Linked DNA regions of Homo sapiens: region 1 is linked to region 2. A link is a loop called in an ENCODE intact Hi-C map of the cell type or tissue named here. Cell type or tissue: B cell. All regions are shown on one strand. Region 1 overlaps SLC1A2 (solute carrier family 1 member 2). Region 2 overlaps PDHX (pyruvate dehydrogenase complex component X).

Region 1 (5,000 bases), 490 kb before region 2:
AATAGATATTAGTAGAGCTATGAGAAAACCATTTCATGTTTACTAAGACAGTCGCTTGTGAGTAATTGAAAGCTTAATTCTCAGGAAATAATTTCTAAATCCAGATGAAACTTGTGAGGCAGAAACTCCATGTTATTAAAAACCAAAAGACAAATCTGTTCATCAGTATCAATGGCCACTTCTTTTCCTCTTCCATGCAACACAATTAGGTGTTTTGTGTCTCCTTTGGCTTTGGCTTTAAAGGATGTGTCAGACAAGGAAAAGTCCTTAAGTGATGATGCTTCAGCTGCAAAAAACGAGCAATATATTTAACAGCTAAGTGTGAGATTTCTGGGTCAGTGTGCCATAAATCCTACAGTTCCAGAATTGCAAAGCTTTTTCATGATTTGAAGCTCAACACAGAGTGATTTCAATGTAAATCCTCCCCTCCCTGCCCTCCTCCATGGCTGTGTCACACAATGCCCTGATGTCTGGTTTCCCCCCTTTTAAAGGCAAACTGAATTGTTTCTCATATTGAATTTTTCTCCCATTGGACTGGCTTGCCTCTTGGCATGAGCTGAAACTATTCTTCATTTCAGTCGCCTGCTACAATTATTTTAATCTACTAAAACACTGATAGTATTAAATCTTCTAGGAATAGTAGGCAGAAGCATTATTCTGAAGATAAAATTTTAGTTTTGCTTGCATTTAAAGAACTTGTCTTCGCAGTCTGAAGAAACATCTAACAAACACCAGACACTGCCTTGCTTGCAGCTTTTGATTTCATGCCCTTAACAGCTTGTTGGGGGCCAGGCAGGATGCTTCATAGAAAGGGTTTTAGAATCCAGATTATGGCAAATCTCTTTATTTACCACGATCATGAGCTTGCTCTCTCCTCCCTCTGCCCGCCCCTCACCCCGCAACTCTCCAAGTGCCAACTCCTTGGAACGAATTAATTAAAGGAATGTTTAAAAATATCTCTTTGCTCCATCTTCAAGTGCTCCATCATTGACTGGAGGCAGATGGGCCACATATTTGTCGGTAGAATAGAAAAGGACTAGCATCTCATTATAAATCTGTCTGGTTGGCTTTAAATGATGTCAGAAAAGACAATGGGCCCGCAGTATTAAAGGAGAATGAAAGGAAGATCTTTAAAATTTTAAAAAGAAGACCCATTTTCTTAGTGCTCTGGTTTTTCTTTTAAAAAGTATTGTTTCTCAATGGTGTTGATATTTATTTATTTTTCATTCATGTATTTAATGTCTCACTTAGATAAACAGATATGACCACTGTTGGCTGAACTGCTGTTTGGTGTTTTTGGCAATCTCGACAGTTGCTTTAGAATATGGACTCACTGAGCAAGAATTGTCCTTTGAAAATGGAATGAAGGGAATGAACTCGATTTGATGGCTAGACTTGATCTGTGTCAATCCTGGTCTCTAGGATAGATGATGGCAATGTTAAAGACCTTGAATGATGTTTGGGGTCAAGGAGGGAGATGCTGTCCCCATGCCCCCCTCTATTTTAGAGGCTTCACTTAAATCACTGAGAGTACTTTCTTCTCTTACGTTTGGTCAGGAGGGCCATCTGTCACTTGCTGTTTGTAATCTGGCACAGGACTTTCTGTCATGTGGTTCTGCCATCCCAAGTTCCCAGCCACTGTGCTGTCAGGATCACAGAGCTGGTGACGAAGTTGGAAGTGAATCTGAGACCTGTCTGCCTCCCGCTTTGCCTTTTTCCCAGCACTGGACATGAGGTACTGGGTGCCTGTGGACTGTATGTGGCCCATGGGTATATTCTTATAGGCTCACAGAGGATTTTGAACATGTTTTAATTGTTCACCTATACTTACTTTTACCTTAAAAAAAATCCTGATTCTGGCTTCTCTTAAAAATTGGGAGATCTGATGACAAAGAACCTTCCCTTTTATCTTGGTACCATTTATTGAGTGATTATATCCCAGTTGGCTTTAAACAGTTTAATGTGTATCAATTTATTTAATCCCCACAACAATATGATGCAGCAGGAGTGACTCTTAGCCTCATTTTACAGGTATAGAAACTGAGGCACAGAAAGAGTAGGTGAATTGCCCAAGATTTTACAGCCAGTGAGTGGCAAAGCTAGGCTTTCAAACCAAGCATCCTGGCTCTGGGATCCATGCCTGTAGTTACTAGGCCATACCTCTTAGTCCAGCAGGGCAGGGGTTAACTGGGGCTGAGGAATGGCCATCTCCTGAGATAGGGCATATGCCTTTCAGGTTGGGCACAGTCTGTTCTGAGACTACTTTTCTCATGTTACCTGCCTGACCCCTTACCTTTCCAAGGAAGTTATTGAGAGATTGAAAGCGTGCGTACCATTCTCTTGGTATACACCATTGCCTAGTGGTTTTGGATTTGAAGAATTATTCAAAATCTCATTTCTATGTAAAAAAAAAGATCTTTCAAGCTACCTTTCCCCCCACCCCCCAAAGCACTTCTTGTTATTTTCTTTAACTTTGGTCTGGGTTGTACATAATGGAGAGGTCTTTTGTAATTATTGGTTTGGTAGTCAGGAAGCCAATAGCGTTGTCTGGTCTAGAGGCAGTGCTTTGAAAGAGCCCAGGGCATGACCACATGGGTCCCAACCTTTGGGATATTGAATTGAGCCTTGGGTATGTGCTTTGTAGTGGCAAATGTAGCTGAGCTTATAGCAGGCCCTGGAATTTATGTTTTCTTTTGCAGCCTTCAGGTGTGGCTGTTTAGGGTTGCGACTTAACTTACGCTCTTTACTGAAACAGCGACTGGTCTTGTCCCTCTAGGAGTGGGGCTGATATTTATTTCATAGCAGATGCAAACAGTGATGAGCTAAGGATGCCTTTTGAATTGAGGAAGAAATCTTTCAGAGGCGTATTTCTGTGTTTTAAAGAGTGGGACAGTTTGCTCATCACCCAACAGATGGCAGTAAATGTCAGCACTTTGTCCACACTGGTGGTCTGACTCCCTTTGGAAGCCCTTCAATCCTTAGGGAATCCCAATTCCCATGGCATTTCATTCTCTTTTGATTATAAAAGCTTTCTCCACCAAGTATAGAATTTGGTAAGAGTGAGGCAATTGACATATATCTACAGTGTTCCATATCACCATAAACAAATATAAATAGGATCAGCCAAGCTTATGTGGCTATATATATATGACTTCATTTCATCCTTGAAAATCCCCTAGGGAATATTATCTCATTTTAGAGATGAAAAAACTGGAACTTAGAGAAGTTTTGATTTTATGCTGTTACTGAGTTTTTAGGTTTTTTTTGTCATCTAATTGTACTGTGTTTTGTATTATCCATATTTTGCAATTAATCCACATTTCCTTAAAATTTCATGGATCCTTCCTTTGCTTTTTATTTTTGTTTTGTTTTTTTTTTTTGCTCCAGTAAGTGTCTTCAATAATTTCATTCAAAGAAAGCAAGATAACCTAGTGTCTCTGAAGAAAAAATAATGTAAGAATCTTAAATTCTTAAAGAATCTTAAAGAATTTAAGAGGCAATGCCTTAAGAAGGACAGCAACTATTACAGAAAGAAGTTATTCTTTGAGTGGAGATGTGCCATTCAAAAGAAAATGTCACCATAAAAAAGTGAGAATAAGTTTAGTTAATTGAAAATGATTGTCAAACCTATTTGTAGATGTCAAACAAGATAATTTCAAATGGAAGAAGTAGTAGTACATGAAGGGAGATAGGTAAAAGAAAACAGAGAAAAGAAGAAAATCATTCTTCTCTCTTAGATATCATGGAAAGCTAACTGCTGCAGATTGTGTTTAATCTCAATCTTTACTTAAAAGGACAGTTGGGCTGGGCATAGTGGTGTGCACCTGTAGTCCTAGCTATTCGGGAGGCTGAGGCGAGAGGATCTCTTGAGCGTGGGAGTTGGGGGCTGCAGTGAGCTAGCTATAACAATGCCTGTGAATAACCACTGCACTCCAACCTGGGCAACATAGCAAGATCCTGTCTCTAAAAAAATTAATTAAGAAAGAACAGTTGGAATCTGATAGATTTCTTAGGAAAGTGGATGGACATCAACATGAACAAAACCCAATTAAACAAACTTGTTCAAGAGTGAAATGGATGGTTATCAACCAACAACACACATCTCAGACATTCTAAAGTGGCTGATGGTACCTGGGGAATTGGTTCAGCTATCATTTTTTCTATTTATATGCAACATATGGTCTAGAAAAGGTGTGAAGAATAAATATTGGGCTAATTTCTAAGAATAGATTAGAGAGTAATGGAATTATAGACTGAATCTATTTTCCCAGGATTTTTCTGGAACTCAATCCCATCAATCAGCAGATATTTATAAAATCATCATAGAATCTTAGCATTTGAAGGATTATTGATTTTTAGGTCATAATTAATTGCTAACATTTCAAATGTAGAACTCATTATCTATTAGTCTGAGAGCATTGAACTTTAGATTCTTTTCACAGGTATTGATACACTGGGGTTGAGGTGTCATTGGTTGGTCCCAGGAAGCAGATTCTGAGATGGAGACTTGTGTGCATGGAATTTATTGGGAGGAGCTTTCAGCGTAAATCCTTATGAAGGAATGAGGGAAGCCAGGGTAGGCAGAGGGAGAGGTTGAAACAGTCGCACCAAAGCCTGCCCACCCACAAGGAGCTCTGGAACAGGGATGGCCCTTCAGAATGATCCTGAATTGAGGAAAGAGATTTGGCCTTTCTACTCCTGCATTAACCAGCCATTGAATGGGGCTGTGCTGGAACGGGACATGGCCCTCGGTACAGGGCAAGGCTTGGGGTTGGGGGGAATATAGTTAAGAGCTGTCACTTATCAACATGCCCAGCAGCTGGGCAAATGAATCATTCAGTCCTGAATGTGGGGGGAAAGGGATCTGGGTAGCATGTCACAGCATCCACCACTGTTTCCAAATTCAAATGTTAGAAAGATAATAAAATAATGAGTCTGGTTGCTTGTGATCAGAATATCCAGGCGTCCACAAAGCTATCATCTGTAATAAAATGCTATAC
Region 2 (5,000 bases):
AAATATTAAATAGGTAAAAAATAATGCAAACTACTAAATACAACCATAATGTTTTGTCTATAAAATGCTGGAGAACTAAATTCTTGAGTGAACTAAAATTAGGGAAGTGCACTTGGAAAACACACATACACACATACTCTCTTACACACAGGAAAACTTATAACATTAGTGATGCATCTCCAAATCCAAACCATAACAATCCTACACTTAATTGCAAGAATTCTTAAAACGTGCATAAAGCTTAACACACTGAATGCATTTGGAGATAACAGAATGAGCTTTCTAATCCTCTACACTATGTGGTGTGTCTACTGCCTTTTTCTTTTTTACATGGCTTGATGAAAAAATCAAAAACAGTTGCTTAAAGAATGTACTGTCAGCCTGAGCCTCAGCATTTATTTTGTTAAGCTCAGAATAACAAACTCACTTGTTCTGGGGAAAAAAAAAAAAAAGGAGGGGGGTGGGCAAAAAAAAACTCTTATCTTTTAAATAGCACCACGGTAAGAGGCCAGCCTCTTTTCGAAAACAAAGGCTTAAAAAAAAAAAAGTCCCAATGTGTTCTTTCTATCAAAAAGTTCAAGCCAGGCATTATGAACAGAATATTTCATAAATATATACATATTACATTTATATATCAAAGAGTTCCATTTCAAAGAAGCAACTAAATGGACCTCAATGCTTCTATAGCCAGATTCCAATTTACGACAAATACTAACTTAATTCTCTTAAAGTCTCTCTCCAATATTTGTATGCTTTGGTTCCAGTTGTCACGACACAATTCACATTTATTTTATGATTCTATCTCCTGCTATAATCTCTCACCTAAGAGACCTTCACATTTCCATTACTCTTGACATTAAGGACTATATTATGAAACCTCTGCATTTATTATTATCTTTCAAGTTACCACATCAAGAACCTCAAAAATTTTCATATTTTAAAAATAAAAAGAACATAATCGTTCCTTAGTCACCCTTCATGAAATGAATTGAAATTGCTTATCTGAATTATGATAATACAAAAATTCTGTAGTAGATCATTATCTTTACTCTGAAATGAAGGTGACAAAAACCAAAGAAAGATATTTTGGACATCTCCATTATTCAATACTATCTCTTGATAGATTACACTCGCTTATTACGGAGAGTTAAATGTGCAATATATTTTGTAGTTATTCTAACTAATCTATCCTCAGGCTTTCATGCTAGAAAAATCATTTCATAAGCATTAATGTGTTAATAAAAGTACATATTTCATTCTAGCATACCCTCTTTTGATTAGAACACTATATGGTATCTTTTCCAGACGTATTTTTCTGATGGGAAAGTAATTACACAATCGTAAGATAAACTTGAAGTGACAGGCCTGCACATAATTAATATCTGCCCTTTATGGCTGCTGTCAACTCTACTAAGATAGTGTAGACTTTTCTAGACTCCTTGGAATGGAATTTTATCCTTTACCTAATATTAATTAATTTGCATTTGAACTTATATGCAGACTCCCTCCTTATTCCAGTAAGCTGTACATTCTACCATTCTCTTGTCAAATTAAGAAGGCCTTAAGATATGCACCAATTACGTTTCCTAGTATTAGTTTCCCACAACTACAGGTAAGTAGTTTGCTGCACTCATTACACAAGTTTTTCAATTAGTATTCACAAAGTTCTCAAAATTTAGTTAAAATTTAACGTTTTGTAGTCACTTCAGTGTTCTGCTCCTTCTTATAAAGCTAGCAAATTATATCTAATTGGCTTGTGAAGTCTACCCTTCCACAGCAGTTACAAAACATTTTTAAAAATTTTTAAATGACTATTGTAATGTATGTGGTCCAGTACTTTATATTTAAACTTGCTGATTTTAAAAGTAAAGTCTCATGACTCATAACTATTTTACTCTTTTTTTACATCAACAGAATGACACAATACATTAAAATTTTTTGCTTAGCTTATTGCTGTTTTCCCTGCCATTTCTGCTACATGAGCAATTTACCAATCACTGAATTTTACAGTAATCCCTCTAAGCAATTCCTGTATTTCCTCAAATGGGCTCTTCCAATTTTTCTACAGCATAATTCTGACTTCAATTTCAAATATGGTACACTAATCTAATTCTAGTTTCTTCTTCCCTAAAGTATTTCTTTTATCCTAAGAACAAAATGCTCATACTTCAGCAAACTCAATTATATCAAAGCTTTAAATTGATGATTGATTCATGAATGCTAAAAGGTCTCTAGATTAAAAAAAAAATTTAATACAAGCAAACTCTTAAAATACAAATGCAGAACAAACTGCTTTATGGTTAATATGAAGCAGATTTAAGCTCCATTACTCTGACTAAAGTAATTAAGGGAATTCAGCAGTTTACATATGGTACAGCTTAAACATCATGCTCTAGTTCATTTATAGGCTCTAGTTCATTTATAATCCAAGCATGCAAAAATCATGAAATGAAGATAGACCAAATGAAAAAGTAAATTATCCAGTACTTTCTTAGTGTGGCTCCCTGTCTCTAACATTAATTTGCTTCTTCTCTAATAGGGAGAGAGACTGTTCATTTAATCACTTCTCATTCCAATGTCAGAACACACTAAATAAAACGGAGCCTTCAAAATTGCTGTTCAAATGAAACAATTCTGCCATCTGCAGGCTGGATGAAATAAGGCAGAATAAAGTAAAAGTAATTTAAAAATCAGCACTAGGCACAGAGTAATATTAACACTTGGAATAAAGGCAGTTATAGTATTTTTTGTTTTAAAGGATCGTTTGTCATATAAGTCTTCTTTGTTCAAATAGTTATTTTGGTGTGGTACTGGAGTAAAAATAGACTGAAAATGTCAATGGACCACAACAGAAAATGAATGCACAACAGTTTGTGTGAAAACAGCATTTACAGGTCTTGGCATGCTAACAAACATAAAAAAGATAACCCATAAGCAATATATAGGTTGAGTATGCCTTATCAGAAATGTTTGGGACTATAAGAGTTCTTAATTTCAGATTTTTTCAGATTTTGGAATATTTGCATTCATTATTCTTACTGGTTGAGCATCCCTAATCTCAAAGTCCAAAATCCCAAATGCTACAATGAACATTCCTTTGAGCATCACCTCTGAGCATCATGTCAGTGCTCAAAAAGCTTTGGATGTCAGATTTTCAGATTAGAGATGCTCAAACCTGTATATGGCATCATCCAATTACTACCTGCCCAGCTTGTACACATACAAAGATTGAAATGAAATACTCCAAAATGACAATAGTAGTCATTCTAGCTAGTGATATTACTATAAGGGCTTTTTATTTCTTTTATTTCTGATAACCTACATTTTCATACATGTCTACAATAAATTTATCCAATCTTACTTCCTCTTTCAAACTTAACTAACACTAAGTTTAAAAATGTGCTGTTTGCTTTTGTTAATTTTAAGCAGAAACCCACAAGGACACAGAGAAAAGGAATAACAGCATACAATTTTGGAAGCAGAAAAGTAAATAGATACGTAATAATCAATTAAAGAGACCCTAGAAAGCTGTATCCTAAGCCAGGGAGGATTTGGGTGGCTGCTGTTTGAAAAGTAGCTAGATACCTGGATCCCCTCTCTTAATCCAGTGGTAGGTAACAACCCTACCCTCATTCAACAGAAGACTGAAGCTTGTTTTCTCTGCAGAGGGCAAAAAGAAGAGCTTGAAGTTCAATCTACATAGCTGAGGATATATAAAAACTGCAAAAATAAGTTAAGTGAGAAAGTATCTGATGTGGCTGACATTACAGAAAACTGTGTGGAGAAGCTATTACATACCGTGAGATAAATTAGAAATTATCACAGAAAAAACTAACTAAAAATTTAAAGGGCAGCAATAACTGCAGCAAAAAGAAAGCTAACAAACAAAATATGGGACAATCCTCAATTGTGCATAATATTTGTTTAATGTAAACACTGAATATTTGACCAAGAATTACAAAATAATTTCACTGGGGAGGGAAAACAGAGGGCGGCACTGACCGGCAGTCATCCACAGAAAACGGCTAAAATAGAAACAGAGAGATGGGCAAATGCCAGAAGAAAGTTAAGAGACAAAACTAGTTACTTCTAAGGAAGACTGGGAAAGTTGGGTGAGATGGGGCAGAGATCCACTGTACTGTTACAAGCCTTTCAGTACTATTTAAACTATATGCATGTACTATTGTGCTAAATGAAATATTTTATTATTTAAATATTTAATTTAAAAAAACTCAAGGAGAAGCAGAATACCACAGTGATTTAGAGAATAGGTACTGGAATCAAACTGCCTAGGCTCTAATTTCAGATCCACCACCTACAAGTTATTTATTCTATCTATGTCTGTTTCCTCTTCTCTAAAATGGTGCCATAAATAGATTTTTGTAAAGAAATAAGGTAGGCCGGGAGCAGTGGCTCATGCCTGTAATCCCAGCACTTTGGGAGGCTGAGGCGGGTGGATCACATTAGGTCAGAAGTTCAAGACCAGCCTGGACAACATGGTGAAAGCCCGTCTTTACTAAAAATACAAAAATTAGGCTTGGTGGCACATGCCTATAGTCCCAGCTACTTGGGAGGCCTGAAACCGGGAGGCAGAGGTTGCAGTGAGCCGAGACCGCCCCACTGCACTCCAGTCTGGGCGACAGAGTAAGGCTCCATCTAAAAAAATAGAAAGAAAGAAAGAAGGTAACACATGGGACTTGGCAAAGAATAAGTCTCAAAAATGTTAGTTATTTATTTTTGATGGGCAGCATAGAAACAATTAAGAGGGTATATTCTGGAGGCATCCAGATAGCTGGCTAGATGTATCACAATATCCTATTACATTGTAAGATGTCACAATATTGTAGAATATCACAGTTCCTTCTTGGAGTAATGAGAGATGCATTCACAGGTTCCTTTCACCTTCCCAGCCTAAACTTGAAGGTTCCCTTTTTACTCTCTCCTTTACCTTATTCAGCAGTGTTCTCATGACTAAAGTACACTAATTCTTGATCTCTATT

Evidence for each region. Peaks named below come from ENCODE experiments on the same cell type or tissue, not always from the same donor. Only the 100,000 strongest peaks of a DNase experiment are listed, where the experiment ranks them.
Region 1: it touches region 2 in a loop (5-fold over the local background); 6 of 110 quality-filtered maps call a loop at or near these places.

The regions. Positions count from the first base shown.
Region 1 is chr11:35,410,423-35,415,422 of GRCh38, reverse strand. The region is part of intron 1 of SLC1A2 (solute carrier family 1 member 2); the gene reads left to right. Among named protein-coding and RNA genes, the nearest start is that of SLC1A2-AS2, 6.1 kb to the left of the region's middle. In B cell, a CTCF peak has its summit at 2,978; no DNase peak of the experiment used is centred here.
Region 2 is chr11:34,923,919-34,928,918 of GRCh38, reverse strand. All of the region lies in intron 1 of PDHX (pyruvate dehydrogenase complex component X), which reads right to left. Among named protein-coding and RNA genes, the nearest start is that of PDHX, 9.8 kb to the right of the region's middle. In B cell, CTCF peaks have their summits at 2,628 (motif pointing left) and 2,639 (motif pointing left); a DNase peak (open chromatin) is centred at 2,628; H3K27ac peaks cover 506 bases.